Linked DNA regions of Mus musculus: region 1 is linked to region 2. Evidence: chromatin loops called from intact Hi-C (ENCODE). Cell type or tissue: heart. All regions are shown on one strand.

Region 1 (8,000 bases), 240 kb after region 2:
AGTGTCCTTACAGTAACACATTTAAAGCTTAGAAAGGCAAACCATTACTCTGAGTGACCACAATCAGCAGTGTGAGTGGATGCTACTGGAGTTCAGGGCAGATGCCCACTGAGTGTCCAAAGAAACCAGAGTCAGGGGTCTTGAAGTATAGGAGAGAGACTGGACTTAACTACAAATGCAGCACAGACCAATGGCCAAGAAGCAGGGTGGAGGTCAGTAGCTAGATAATTACTGAGAGGAAACATGGGATGCAAGGAATTCTGGGTAAACTGGCATAACAGGATGCATCCTGAAGGCAGGCAGAGTGGTCACAACATAGCCTGGGCATGTGGGTGATGAGAGACCTGGACAGACAGCAAGAATAAAGACAACTGCCACACTAGCTTGGCAGGGATCCTGCTCAAGCTGGATTGGACAAGGAAGCTTAGAGATGAGACTAGGAGAATGGCTTAAGCCTGATTAATGTCTGACTAAGCAATGAATCTTTGTCAGCACCTCCAGCAAGGATCTTCATTCTTCTGTCCTCTCCTTGATCAGGTGCCTTCACCCAAAGAAGCGATCACTGTGACTGTCTCGGTGTGTCCAGCTTTGTTATAGCTAATGTCTGCTGGGCATCGTCTTTCCGTGAGTTATTTCACACAAAGCTCACAATACTCTGAGGTCTATACCTTGTTTCCCACCTACCTCCGTACAGGGGAAGCTTTCCCCAGCTTATCCTCATCTCCCTGGTCCCTCAGGATTAGAGTGTCTTGGTCCAGGTCTCCACACTTTTCTACCCATAGCCACTCAGTGTATGATGTTATCCGGACCCCAAATTTTAGTTGCAATATCTAAACTTATATACGTGCCACGATTTCACTCCTAAGTCTCAATATTCTCTTTTTAACTTTTAACTCAAACTTTGCACTCCCACATCTAACAGGTGTTTCACGCGGCTATCATGGAACTATGGGCCCTTCCATCTGCTGCACCAAAACACCTCTGCCCCGTGTATCATAGAGCTCCACTCTGGCCACACTGTGACATCCTGACTTTTTTTTTTTTTTCCACTCACATTCAACTCATCAGACCACTTCCCAGCACTCCCTACCCAGTCTGTTCTCAACTTAGAAGCCAGAATAATTCCTTTTGAGATGCAGTCAAGTCCTGCCCCAGCATAGCTCTGAGTTTGTGATCCCCATATCCTCCCCCATGCTCTATAACCCTCAACAGAACAATCCTCCCAGAGGAGAAAGCAGAGCTAATGCTCAGAACCTCCCATGGCTTCTGAGTGCACTCCAGGCAGAGTCCTATTTTGGACTAGCCTAGCCTAAGACTTCTCATAGAAAGCACACTCCCATCCTAACCGTCCTCCTTCTACCTGACTGCATTTTAGCCTCTTGTCTGCTGCTGCAGTCTTTGCCTTCTCCTCTGCAGGGATGAGTTCTTCTCCTCGTCTCTATGTAGCCCACGTGGTTCACTCAGGCAGTCTTTCTGTCGTCCTGTCCCAAGCAGCCGGTGCACACACGCTCACACTGTCTCGCTGCCTTGGTCCTATTCTTTTATATCCTATTCCACTTGATGCATTTGTTTTCTGATTTCTGTGCCTACTTTTCTATCATGATCCACTGGAATACAATCTAAGGAGTTTGCTTCCAAAAAGAAGCCCGTCCAGAGCAGGCTCTCACACTGTAAGCAATCGAGAAATGATTGACTCCTGGCAGCCAGCGAAGGTGTGAACAGTGAGCATGTTGTACAGATGAAATAACAGAGTCGCAGAGTCTCGAGTCATCTTCCCAAGGCCGTACAGCCAGTACTTAGAAGAGCTGGCTTTCTAATCCAGGGTTGCCTGACTCTAGCTCTCAGTGGGCATGACACATAGGAAAATCCTGGTAAATCAAGCCCTGGCCTGTTAAATACAAATGGTTGGCTATATCAAATAGCCCACTCAAAGCCCAAAATAGTCCCCAGAACGTCCTCCAAGGCTTCTCCCGCAGCCACTCTACTTAGTGACTCCAGAGAGCAAGTGCTCCCAGCCACCCACTTTCTGTCACACCAGAGAGCATGTCCTCACAAAGATCCCTGTCTGCAATGCCTGGAATTAGACAAAGAGTCCCCAGGCCCTGCCCTGTGGAAGCTCAACAATCCAGAACAAACCCCAAGGCACACAAGGCTGGTCTTATGAGCTGGCAACCGCAAGGGTCTGATTTTAGAGACCGGGAAAACTCAGTCCAAAAATATCTCCCCCTCCCAAATGCCACAGTGCCTGGAATTCCACTATTAGAGAGATATTTCTGGGAGTTTAAGCACTATCTCTGATTCTGAGTGATTTTTTTTTTTTAGATATATATTTTAGGACAGTACATAGTTGTATTAAGCGGTTTTCTTAAAACCAATTTTGAGTTTATTTCTTTTAGTAAGTGATCTTACATATGTGTATAACTATAATCTATTCCTCATATTGTTATTCTCTTAAAAGTTTTTGTTCACTTCCAATGCTTGACTCACACTCTAGGTTACTATATAATTTGAATTTTCATTATAGTAGTTGTGATTTTCTAAATTTTGATGACACTTAATTTCCTATTTCACAAATTAACTTTTTTTTTTTTTTTTTTTTTTTTGGTTTTTCGAGACAGGGTTTCTCTGTGTAGCACTGGCTGTCCTGGAACTCACTCAGTAGACCAGGCTGGCCTCGAACATAGAAATCTGCCTGCCTCTGCCTCCCAAGTGCTGGGATTATAGGCATGCACCACCACTGCCCAGCTTCACAAATTAATTTTAAAACTCCAATAGTGTCTAATGCCTCCAGGCTAAGAAAGATGAAAAAATAATGACCTTGTCATTACTCTCCTGTCCCTCACCCACAGCCACTTTCTGTTACTTTGTTGTTTCATTTCTCCTCTTTCCTGGACACATTGTTATCATCATCACCATTATCCCTTGCATTTGGTAAGGGTTTTGTCATTGTTGTTTAACTTCGTGGGTGTTTTTAATGAGAAATGAATTCAAAACTAGGCATGTAGGCAGGTTGTTGAAATCTGCATTTGCGGGACGTAAAATCGGGAGTCAAGGTTATCCTCAGGTCCACAGTAAGTCTGCTTTACCCGACACCCTGTCTCAAAAACCAAGACAAAGTAAAATCGTAATTTAAATGTTAAAATCACTGGGCATAGCAGCTCACTCCGCTAATCCCAGCACTCCAGAGGCAAAGGCAGGAGGATCTCTGAGGCCAGCCTGGTCTACAGAGTGAGTTGTAGGACAATGAGGGCTACACAGAGAAACCCTGACTCAAAAAAACAAGCACACAACAACAACAAATCAGAAAAAATAAAGTTCAAAAATAACATCATGTGACTTGCAGGAAAATGGATGGAACTGGGAATCATTGTGTTAGGTGAAAGAAGCGAAAGAAGCCAGCTCACAAAAATGATGCCACGTTTTCTCTCACGGGTGGAACTTAGGTTTAAATTCGTGAATGTGTGTGTGCGCGTGCGTGTGCGCGAGTGTGTTGAAACTGGAAAAGAGAGCATGACAGTTGGAATAGAAAATCTTTGAAAGCCGGGCGTGGTGGCGCATGCCTTTAATCCCAGCACTCAGGAGGCAGAGGCAAGCGGATTTCTGAGTTCGAGGCCAGCCTGGGCTACAAAGTGAGTTCCAGGACAGCCAGGGTTATACAGAGAAACCCTGTCTCGAAAAACCAAAAAAAAAAAAAAAAATCTTTAAGAGGAGAAATAAAAGAGAAACTAATGGAATGTGTATGATGTGAATTTGAAATGGGGACTCTGAGGGCAGGATGGGAACAAGACAGAAACAGAGGGGACACGGAAGCCACTGGCAGAAGAGAAGGACTTAAGCAAAGTACAATAATGACACATAAGAATGAAAATGCCTTACTGTTAACTTTATATTGACATTCCGAACGCTAACTTAAAAACTTATTAATAAAAAATGAAAGACAACGTAGAAGGAAATTGAAGGAAAGTTGACCTGACGCGATCGCCTCATGGGATCGCCTTGCCTTTTGCACAACACAGAAACAAGGCGGAAACTCAGTACAAACTACATAAACGTTTCTAGAGGGAGCCAAAGTTCCTGATGCTCTTTGGTGAGAAAGAGGACAGAAGACACAACTGCTGTGTGATCAAAGCTTGTAGCAGTGGGGGTTGGCGCGGGAGATGGGTGGAGGGAAGGAAGTCCTGACCTCCAGTGAGTCCTGCCCTGGATATCAGGCTTCCAGAGAAATGCCGGGCTACAATCGTAGCCTTACTTCCTCTTGTGCCTGCAGCCCCCAGGCTAGGCAGGTCTCTCCCTGTAGGAGAGAGCTGTGCACAAAAGCATGTCTCCTGTTTAGCCCAGGCTGAATTCCTTCTGAAATTGCCCTGGCTTTCTTTTTTTCTCAGCCCCTTGTGAGAACACAGGAAACCCTGCTTCCCCAATCCTGAAATATCTGCCTCAGGAAGGAAAGGACATTGTCTTTCCAGGGCCGCTCGCTTGTGAACTGGCCCCATGGCCTTCTTTGTAAATACAAGACAGAAGCAAACCAATTTGGACATTCCTTGCAAACAGCAAGTTTGAAATATAATAAGCAAGTCAACGTAAGGGCAGGGCAAGGGGACACGAAACCAATACAAAATGTAGAGACTGTAGGCTACAAGCAGCAGAGGTGTTTTGTTCTTATTTGGTTTACTGGTTGGAGCAGGGTGCTTATTCAAGGCAGTAATCATTCAAAATTCTTTTCCTATTCCAGAAATCATTTATCAATTTACCTTTGACAAGATCAACATAAAATTGATTTCTATGCTTTATAGAAAGCAGTCAAGAGGTCAGAGAGTTGGCTCAGGTATTAAGACACCTGTTGGGGGGCTGGAGAGATGGCTTAACCACTGGGTTAAGAGCACTCAATGTTCTTCCAGAGCTCCTGAGTTCAATTCCCACAACCACATGGTGACTCACAAACATCTGTAATGAGATTAGATGCCCTCTTCTGGTGTGTCTGAAGACAGATACAAAATATATATATATATATATATTTTTTTTTTTAAAAAAAGAAAAAAAAGATGCTTGTTGCTCTTGCAGACGATCTGGGTTCAAGTCCCAGTGCCCACATGATGGTTCACAACCATCTATACCTCCAGTTTCAGGGAATCTGACACCGTCTTCTGACATCTGTAGATCTATGAATGCATGCACGAGGTACACACATACAGTCATGTTGGCAAACCGGTCACACATGCAAAATGAACTAAATTTTTAAATAAAAAATTTAAATTTAAATCTTAAATTATTTTTAAATAAAATTTACTTTTATGCTGTATGGAAAACATCCAAGGGACTGGAGGGAAGGCTCAGGAGTTAACATCCCTGACTGCTCTTCTAGAGGAACTGGGCTCAATTTCTGGCGCCCACATTGTGGCTCACAATTGCCTGTAATTGCATACAAACTTTAAGTTCAATTATATTTTATGAACATCTTTTATAAATAAATAGGCAAAGTCAAGAAAGGCATCCTAAAAGATGAATGTAATTAAATTAAGAGTACTCTTGTGCTATTAAATATCTCAGTTAAAAATGGTTGATAGTAAGGGTGAGAATAGGCTTAGCTGGTGCTGTATTTTGACCATAGTCTGTTGGGGACAGGTGCCTGAAGAAAATAGTCAGTTATCTTTTCTGAAACAAAAGAAAACTTGGGGGGAAACATGTACTTTTATTCAGTAAAACTAGAAGAAAATTCTAACACCCTAGCCACAGAGGACCAGTGCCAAGGAAAACTGTGGGGACTTGTTTTTTAAAATACATTTTAGGGAGGAAGATTGGCTTTCTGCTTAATGAGCACGCGCACTGATGGGAGCCTTTTTGCCAGGTCAGTCTTTCCTGAGGTAACGTGGCAGGCCAGAGGTGCAGAGGGTCCTCCGTCTTGTATTCATGATGAGGACATTTTAGGTTTAACTAGATTGGATCTCCTGGATGGAGAATCCCATGGAAAATTACCCAACTTTATTCTAGGAACCCAAGGTCAAGGTGCCCCAGCTAATTTATCTTAGCTTCTGTTAAACTGCTTGCTTGTGCAAAACCTCCCCTGTAGCTAAGAGAGAGAGCAGGATGTAGTTTTTGCCTTAAAAAACCCCTTACCCTAAATACTTGGAGCTACATGTGGACCCTGCGTAACTGAGTTTAGTACCCGCCAGACTTTCGATTCACTAGAGTCTGAGTGGTCTTCCCATTACAATAGAATGCACAGAAGAAAAAAAAAATCATTGGTAAGATTTTAATTTTTGTTGTTGTTGTTAATTTATCTCAACAAAAGTTCACTGGGACTCGATTTAAAAAGTTTGCCAGAGACAAGGAATGGCCTGGCTCTCTGTCACTGTGTTACCATGGGGCTGGCTGTTACTGCAATCCCATGGGGCTGACACTGTCATTGTACTGCCATACCAGCCCAAATGCTCTGTGTTTCTAGAAGCAGAAATGGTATTTGGCATTTTGATTGGCAACCCTAGTTGGGCTATTACCTGTGATGTCTGGGATGGGCTCTGTTCACATAAGCATCAGATAATCTTCCGACCATCTATCTACCTATTAATCTGCCTATCTATCTATCTATCTATCTATCTATCTATCTATCTATCTATCTATCTGTTGTTCAAGACAGGATTCTCACTATGTAGCTCTGTTTGCCCTGGAACTCACTGTAACATGGAACAGCCAGCCTATCTATCTATCTATCTATCTATCTGTTGTTTAAGACAGGATTCTCACTATATAGCTCTGTTTGCCCTGGAACTCACTGTAACCTAGAACAGCCTCGGAACTCACAGAGACCCCTGCCTCTGTCTCCTGAGTGCTGGGATTAAAGGTGCCACACCTGTGCTTGGCTTTTTCAAAGAGCCTCACTTTTAAAGTTTTGTGAACGTCCAGAAATGAAACTTTAGAAAAACGTTTTGAGGCCAGTAAATTCCAAGGCCATCTTCGATTCTGTCTGGTCCCGAGGACTCATTTCTATGTCCTGGGATATTTATGATTTTGCATCAAACAGGATAACTAAAGTAAAACAGAAATAGAAAAAGTTTCAGTGCCCTGCCTACAGCTTCTAAAAGTTAACTATTTGGCAATGCTTCCCAGTCCTTAAACGCTATTCCCGAGGAGAGCGAACACTTCTAGCACCTCCCTCGCCCATTCTGGCGTTCTGCCCCTCCCAAGCCACCTGGCCCCAGTTCCTGACGCCCACCCAAGTGGTCCTGCCTCAAGGGTCATCCAGCTGAGCTCCCACTGTGCCTGTGAGCCTCTTCCAGGGATGTCCCCACTGAGGCGTGTGAACAAATGCCCTGTACAGACTCCCAGGCACAGGCAGAGCAAAGCAAGACAGCTTTGAGGCATCTGCCAAGGAGGGCGAAGGCCGGCTTTGAAAGCACTTCTCCGAGAGTTTGCCAACTCGTGGGACTTGGCAAGCCCAGACAACAGCGCTAAGGCAGAGAAAGCCCCTGGATCGGCCTCCCAGGAGGGCTCCACGCCCACCCCCACCCCCTTCTCTTTTCACCAGACCCAAGAGATGCAGGCCTGGTGAGGGAGCCGGTGGGCTCAGGCCTGATGAACGGAGGCTACCTCTCAGCGGCCCCATCCCCACCCCATCACGGCTGCCGCCCTCAATCGGGAAGCACGCCTCTCTCCTGCTAGCTAATGGCTGAGAAAAGGGCAGCGGTTTTCCAAGTTTGTGGGGCACGCAGGAGTGGCCAGGCAAGGACTGAGATCAGACAGAGGTGACAGAAGTATGAAAAGGAAGCAGTAAAAATCCGCCAGCCACAGGCGACGCCCTCTCTGCTCTGGGCGACAGTCAGGCCCGTGATTCAGCGCGAATAAAGAGCCCATAGGGGGAGTCTGGTTGGGAGTTGAGTGCGCCAAACTTTGTCATAACTCAGATTCTTCATCTGTGAAAGAGGCATGAAAGACTTGCGCCCTTGGGAGCCACTCGGTAAAGTCTCCTCGTTTAATCAATTCACAAATTGCAAATCTAAATCCTAAAT
Region 2 (8,000 bases):
TCAGGGTTCAAAGGTCAGGATTCAGAGGTCAGGGTTCTTGCCACTTAAGCTTGGCAACTTGAGTTTGAGTTTTGGAAGCCATGTAAAGGCTGGAGGAGAGAATCAACTCCAGAAACTTGTCCTCAGACCTCCACAGGCTTGCCTCAGCTTATACAGCCCCTCACACACACATTATGTGCACACATAAGTAATTGTTTAAAGGAATCTGTATGTTCCTAAAGAACTTGTGTGTGCTTTACATGTGCCAGCTTAATAGGAGTCCTTTCTCATTAAAGAATGATTAACCATAGCCCTTTATTCTTTTGAATCATGTGATAAGGCTAGCAGAATATCCCACTGGGTGGAAGGAATTGTCACATAATCCTGACAATTTGAGTTCAATCCTTGGGTGACACGGTAGAGGGAGAAAAGCCATTCAAGAAAGTTGTTCTCTGATATTCACGCATGCTCCATAGCACGCATGGACCTGCAATCAAACACACACACATACAAACACATACACACACATATAAACACATATACACACATACACAAACACATACACACACATATACAAACACATACACACATATACACACATACATATACAAACACACACACACATACACATACATATACACATACACACACAGACATATACATACACACACACACATACACACACACACATACACACACACACATACACACACACACACATACACAGACACATACACACACAGAGAGACACACATGAATGCATGCACGTTCACAGGCACACACACACAATATTTTTAATTGAGAGATAAGGAGATAGGTGAGCATTGTGTATTAATAAACTCACTTGGCAAGATCAGTCTATAATCCTATCTTCCAATAATGATTTTTTTTCAACGTTCTCTCTGAAATTAGTATGTAGAACCTATGACATGAGTTGGCAATATGATTTATTTCAAGTTTTGAGGCTTTGTATGAATGTGGCTTTTTATTAACTCAATGCTGACAGGTTACAAGAAAAACTAACGCTCTGGATGGATTGTGTGCTGGCATCAATCCGGCCTCTTTCTTCTGAGTGCGGTCGTTAAACTCCCAGTGCGTGTGTTTGTGTGGTAGATCGGGCTTAACCTGATCCTCTCTCAAAAGGAAAACAGAAGCTTTACAATGTGAATCAAACCAGATGGTGGTGAGGTTAGGATCCAGCTGAGTGCTGTCTGACTTAGACGCCTCCGGTACCACGTCCTCGGCGGTCCCTGGCAACATCACACTCACATCACCAGCCCTAAAAGCTCCTTCATCCTCATGCAACCTCGGAGTCTTCAGGGAAGACTGAGGCACAGGGAGGCAAGGGGACCTGCCAAAAGCTTACTGGATTGCTGGTGATGATGGAGTCAGTCTCCTGAGCTCACAACCTTCTACCTCTGCATTGCCTTAAGACCCAACCACCAGCCACAGATGAGGAGACAGCCACCTGAGTTACCGCCCATACCCCCCTCCCTCGCCAGAACAACAGACACCTCTTTGCATCTTGCCAGTTCTGGATGGGACTCCCAGGCCGCTGACAAGACTCACCCCACAGGGCTGCCGCAGAACAGGCTGAGAACTAAACTGTTCTTTTGGCCTTTGCCACCATGCCTGTTCAGGCCATGCCCGGAGGGAAGCGGGCCCTGAGGACAGAGGGGCATTGTGCCTGAGAGAGGGAGGGCGGGAAAGAGGGAGGGAGGGGAAGAAGGGGGAAAAAAAACCCGACAGACACGGGCAGATTTCTTCCTGTCCTCTGCCTGCTTCATCCAGCTGTCTCACGGCAAATCACACGACCTGCTTGAAGAGGCTGGAGGCCTACCATGGATGACAGGAGACCCGAGCTGATTGATGGAGTTATTAAAATCCCCCAAAGGATGAGAGCTTCATTTCCCCTGCATTGTGTCACTTGATACAATGCCCCTGAGTGTATAGATGCTGTCTTATGACATTTCCTTTTAATTCCCCTCAAATGAGGACATTTAAAGAGAGCCCAGTAACATTTCTCTGAAAGGAGCCTCCACCCTTCTTTCTCAGAGGAGCAGCAGATTCGATTGTCTCCAAGGGGGCCTCCAAGGAAGCCGCGGGGGGAGGGGCAGCAGAGGAGGTTTAATATCATCTTCTCTCTGGTGAATTGGGGCTTCTTTTTACACTGTGGCTTTATTCTCTGGCCCTTTGACACAGCCAGCTGCCTTCACATTTCAGCTCAGAAACAGGCTGGCTTCAGGCTGTAACAGGCACGAGGTTCCAAAGCCATTTCCCTGGATGAGTTAGCCTGTGAGAGTCTGTGTGCCTAGAACTGCGGGGCCATAGACCTTTGTTCTCACTGAGACTTACGCTTGGGTGTAAAAAGTTCCGGGCGCTAGCATGATGCCTTCTGAAGTCGCCTGCCTAATATGGGCCCACGTAATTGGTTTCGCAGCAGAATGTTCGGTTCCCATCTCACTTGGGTTCATCCTGTTAGCAATGCATCGGATATAAGGAAATGACATCACACAGCCAAGCTCTGCTCTGAAGCTGAAGGTGCACACCAAAACACTACTCAGTGCTCACTTGGGGCAGGAAGCCTCTCTCTTGGGCCATCTGTTAAGCTATTTAAAAAGTAAATAACATGGGCCAGGTTTCTTCAATGGGATTTGAAACTCAGCGTTCAAAAGGTAAAAGGGGGCCTTTTGTGGATTCTGCACTTAGCCCAAGAGGTTACAAAAGGAGTGGAGATGAGTTTCCCCCTAAGTGTCTTGAGACTTAATTCTTGTACAAAGCACAAATATCAAGGGGAAATGTTCTGTTGCGCAGATTTCCCTGTGGCCAGTGCAGCAAAGATGCTTACCACGAGTCACCTGGGTTCTTCGCTGTGTGTTCTGGGCCCCTGAGTCTGTTTGCGGGGTTCCTTTCCTATATAAGTGTGCTTCGTGAGCAGAGTCTCTGGGCAACATTCTCCATGACTGGCAGCTCTGGGAACGCTCCATGTGGGGCTGAACAGCGAGCAAAATCACTTCACTTCTAAGACAAAGGACATCAGTTTCCTGCAGTTTTCTTTGCGGCCTCTCTCCCTCTTCCCTTTCCAGCTGACTTTCCCTCCCCTCCCCTTCCTCTTTCCCCATGGCACGAAATAAAATGCTCAGGAAAAATGAAAGGCACAGCTGCCCCCTTCTTCCCATTAAAACAATCAAGAATGATGGCGGATTTAATATATTTGATTAGAGAAACTCCAATTTGGAGCCCTTGAATCAGCTGCCTTTGTCTTCAGCTCCCGATGGCCCAGTTTCAGTGGAATGTCCTCACTGTCCACTGCCAGCTCCCTCGGGCTCGGAGAACATTCCGCATTTGCCTGGCATGCTCAGAAAACAGGGTAGCTGTGTTGTGGGAGATGCCAGGCCCACTCTGTCCTAACCAGAGGGAATGCCACTTCATTAGATCATGGTCGCTTGCTGGTGACCCTCGGAGCTGTAGCCTGAGGAGAAGGGGGTGTTATGGTCCTCTTTAGCCATGTTGATTTTTCATGGACTTATAACTTTCCTCGGTTGGTACTTACCACCGAGATTCAGGTTCGAATCCTGTACAAACCACCCCAATAGACACCGGTGTTCAAGTTGCACAGATGAATTTTGGAGAAAGTAATCACATTTACATATGGAGTCCCTTTCATTGAAAATAAGTAGAACCTCAACGGGAAAAGAGACTAAGGGTGCTCTTCTCCCCGTGGCATTAAGAGAGGCTGCAATAGTGTCGAAGTAGCACCTACTCTGCAGAATCCTTGAAAGGTGTTTCGGGGGAGCAGGGGAGTACGGGCTTAGACAATGTTACTCATTCACTTAGAATACATGGTGATTTAGTTCTATCACTCTGTAGTCTAGATAAGTGTCTGCTCGGTGGACAAGTAATAAATAAATTAAAGATGAGAGCTGGAATTGCTATCATAGGCATGTTAGAGGTCTCTTGAATTCCTAGGGATTTCCTTGGATAGTTTCTACTCAAACCACTGCCAGAATCATATTGAACTGAGGAGGACAAGGCCATAAAGACTGCTAAACTCATTGCCTGCGCTTGAATCACAAAGGGAAAAAGTTGGTATCGGCCCCACATTGCCACCTTGCTTAGTTCCTGCCTACCGACCTCTCTGTGGTAAGGAAACCAAACCCTGGGAACCATGGCCAGGTTTGAAATAGCATCCAGGTTTCTGGGTCTCAGCATCCATGTTTAGTCTGTGAGGTGGCCCCGTCAACAAGACTCTTAAAAGTTTCTGCTACATTTGGGAAGAGTTAACTAGGAAGGAGGGTACCCTGCCTTCCCCCAGGCCTGACAGAAAACCTCTCACTCCCACCCTGGCAGTGGGTGACTGGGGGCTGCGAGGGACACTTCACTTGGAGACCAACTGGCAGCTTGTCAGCTTGGCCTGCTACACAAGTCAGAGGCCTCTAAGGAGGCCTGGAGATGTTTTGGCTCCACACCCAAAAGCACTCTGAGCGTGGGGGCAAGAAGAACCAGCCAGTCTTCCAGAAGGGCCAGTTTCCCAAGAGCAGCAGCATGGGCTGCCAGGTTCAGGGTCATGCAGCCAAAGCCACCAGGAGATGCTCTGAGCTGCATGGTGAGGGAGAGAGAGCTTCCTGATGCTCAGCTTAGATGAATGTGGTCCAAGACAACAAAGGACCTGGCTGCCTTTTACCGCTCCCTTTTCAGGGTAAAAGTTGAGTTTGAAGATTCCACTTGTATAAGAATTAATATGAAAGGAATTCTGAACCCTGTTATGGCATTGTGTTATAATAATGGAATGCTCTCCCCGCCCAATCTGGCTTGCTGTCCCCTGGACCGTGCCAACAACAAGCCAGCTCCACAGTGTGTAAGGGTGGCTGTGGGGACAGCCTCTGGAGCTGAGAGAGAGGCTGCAAAGGCTTCATGATGGTCAAATGGACAGAGTGGATCCAGGGATGCCAGCCACCTTTCTGCATACACATGTGGGCCCAGGAGGACACATGCTTGGGGCTGGGGTGTCTCGTCCCTCTGAGAACTAATGTGGACCCATGTGGCCAGTTTAATGCTTGAAGGCTGCAGCTGAATGACCAGCTCATTGTCCCTGGTGCAATACACAATGGGTTCCAGAAACAGAAAACAAAATGCTCTTTAAGCAGTGAGCTGTGTTCCGGGTGGAAATTAGGAGTCCGGAGCAAAACGATTTTCCTGCGCAAACCAGATGGGGAGGGGATACTGTAGCTGCCCTTTTAATCTGCTTGTTCCCTGGAGTGTAAGGATTTGACAGAGTTTATCTTGAATTTACCAGTTCAGAGAGACATTCTAGTGACCAAAGGGGGAAACATTTATTCTCAAAGTCATCAAAGGCCTGGATGGCTCAGGAAAGAGGAAAGGGTGACAGTCTCTTTTCCACATCCATTGAACTTTGCAAGCTGGGTTGAACTCCCGCTGTACCGTGAGGGATGCCGGTAAGACATGAGAAAGGTCTTCCAGCGGGAGGAAGGTTCAGCCCGCCCTGCAATGTGTCACTGGGAAAGGATGCTACAGCGTTGCCTGGGAGGGACCGTGTCTGATGTGTGTGTGAGGGGCGGAGTCCTGCAGTTCTACAGAAGCCCCTGGCTGCTTAGGCAGTGATAAGGGAGGTTTGTTTATGTTGAGAGTCTTCATAGTTGGGTTCCTATCATTCTGTCTTCTCCCAGAATCTCTCCGTTGGAGACAGCGTACCTTCTTCCATTTCCTTTTGGCCAAGTCTAGTCTCCCCAGGCGCTGCTTAATCTTGCCTTAGGAAATGCCTCTCTGGGTGGCCTCTTCCTTTCCTGCCAGGGCCCAGACCACTCTGAGGATGGAACAATGGCTGTGGAAGATAGGTCTGGTTGAGTGAGCTGCTGTGTGCCCACGTGCACACGTACATTTCTTTTCCTTTTCTCTACAGTATCCGTTCATCTACTAACAGGTTTTAACAGCCAGGCCAATCTTCTTCCACACAGAGCAATGTCAGAAAACCCAGGCAACTCTCAGAGCCAAGAAGGAAGTCATTACCAGTCTCCATGGGTGTATTCTAAGTCCCAGATGTGAAAGAAGGAGGCCTCTCCCCACGGGTTCACAGAGAGCTGGACACTAATTGAAGCCACCCCAAAGCTGAGGGGCTAACCAGATGCACCCGGATGGACAAGCCTACTTCTTCAGATTAAAGGGGAGAAAAAGAACTCCCCCTTGCCCATTTCTACATTACTCTTAGGGCACAAACCAAATGCTTTATTCAACTATGTATCTTTACTGCATGGGAAGACGTTCATTGTGCAGTCGTTAATAACTGCTAGGTGCTGAATAGGCACATGAATAAATTTTCCCCACATTCGACATCAGAAAGGCATTAATAAATTATAAGATGGGGGAAAAAGAAATGAGGGTTAGTAGGTTAGTGTCACTAGTAAGAAGACTGTTGGAAGAGGACATGTCGGCAGGGTTTGGTTTTAAAGATTCAGAACAAATACAGAGAAGGAATTGTTTGTGGGTTTGCCTGTGTTGTCACACTGCCACATGTGCATGAATAAAAGAGTAACCAAGACACTGCCAAGGACAAGGTCAGCCAGGTTGTCAAAAACAGGAAGGACACACAATGTAGGCCATCACAGAAGCGTAAGCAACTCACAGCATGTGGCTTCCAACACACCTTGTCCTCATAGCTGTTCCTTTGGAATAAAGAAACTGTCCTGGAGCCAAAGTCATGGGCTGAGCTGTGTGCTTTTCTGTTGGGGAGTAAAACACGTCTGTGCCCTGCAACGCCCAAGTTCATGGAGACCCACTGAGCCTCATCGAGCCCTTAGGTGAGCAGCCAGCCCCAGGAACATTGGCATCAAACATTCAGTGACGACTGTGTTTTTGATGAGTGCTATGCTCTGAGTTCTGTGAAAGGCCTATGAATAAGATCGGATAATAACAGCAAGAATGCACAATAATAATAATTGCATGCCTCTGATAGCAAAGAATATTTTAGATGCACACAGAAAAGGTAAAGAAAGAACATGCTTAGATTTGTAGCCTTTATGAGTATTAAGAAACTGATGGTATGGCATTGGAATATATACTTGAGGCATACCTAATTTATACTAAATATGTATTTATTTGGCTTCTTACAGCTCTCTTTAAAAACACTGGGAAAACATAGTACCCATGAATATTTTAAGGTTGGCCTGCAATGCATATAATTCTTTTTTTAAAAATGATTAAAAGCATTCTTGACGTATTACCACAATGCCCTGAACTGTCTCTCTCTTGAAAGCTAACAGCATTGTCATCAAAAATTGCTATTTCTATGTTCCTTGCCACCCTAGGGAGTGGGCAAGACAATAAAAGCCGTCAGGCCCCACATTTGCATCAAACCACAGAGACAAGCATTTAAGAGGGACAGAACACATGACAAAGGGACAGGTTGAGGAAAGAGCTAGAACAAGATGGTGTCTCTGGGGAACAGCTGAGGTTTACTGCCAATGCCTCAGCCGGCTCAAAGTGCACCTGCTACTACTCCTTGTGACAGCCTAGTATTTAATCATCAGATGATACCACAAGGATGGAGCACACATTCAGAGCTTCCTGTAAGAGCCAGACTGCTGAGTGAGACTGAGCAGCAAGCATTGACGGCGTTTCATGTCACTCAGAACCCTTGGAGCCAGCCATGGTGTGAGCCTCGATGGTCAACTGAGTGATCAAGGCAAGGAAATGGAAGCCAAAGAGAACCAAGCACTGAAGGGTTGGTGGGGGTATCCCCGCTATTTTTAGGTTAAAAATAAGTTATATTAAAAGCAAACCCTAAGGTCAACAGTCATTGGTGTGTTGGCCATTATCACAAGTATATTGGTCTGGTGCAAGACCTTGACGTGAGCCAAGGAGTGTGAAAGTGGGGTAGAAACATGGGACATCTGTCTACTGTGTAGGCAACTCGACTGTAAACATAAAGCTATTTTGAAAAACATAAGTTTTGAGAGTAGGGGATATATTACAGTCCCTGAAATAAGCATTGGGATATTACATGT

Evidence for each region. Peaks named below come from ENCODE experiments on the same cell type or tissue, not always from the same donor. Only the 100,000 strongest peaks of a DNase experiment are listed, where the experiment ranks them.
Region 1: it touches region 2 in a loop (2.3-fold over the local background); 4 of 42 quality-filtered maps call a loop at or near these places.

What each region holds. Positions count from the first base shown.
Region 1 is chr3:52,401,091-52,409,090 of GRCm38, reverse strand. No RefSeq gene overlaps it. Among named protein-coding and RNA genes, the nearest start is that of Gm38537, 62 kb to the left of the region's middle. In heart, a CTCF peak has its summit at 7,854; DNase peaks (open chromatin) are centred at 4,310, 7,310 and 7,730; H3K4me3 peaks cover 839 bases; H3K27ac peaks cover 3,270 bases.
Region 2 is chr3:52,638,474-52,646,473 of GRCm38, reverse strand. No RefSeq gene overlaps it. Among named protein-coding and RNA genes, the nearest start is that of Gm30235, 7.4 kb to the left of the region's middle. In heart, no CTCF peak of the experiment used is centred here; DNase peaks (open chromatin) are centred at 2,453, 4,443, 4,813, 5,453 and 2 weaker places; H3K27ac peaks cover 2,294 bases.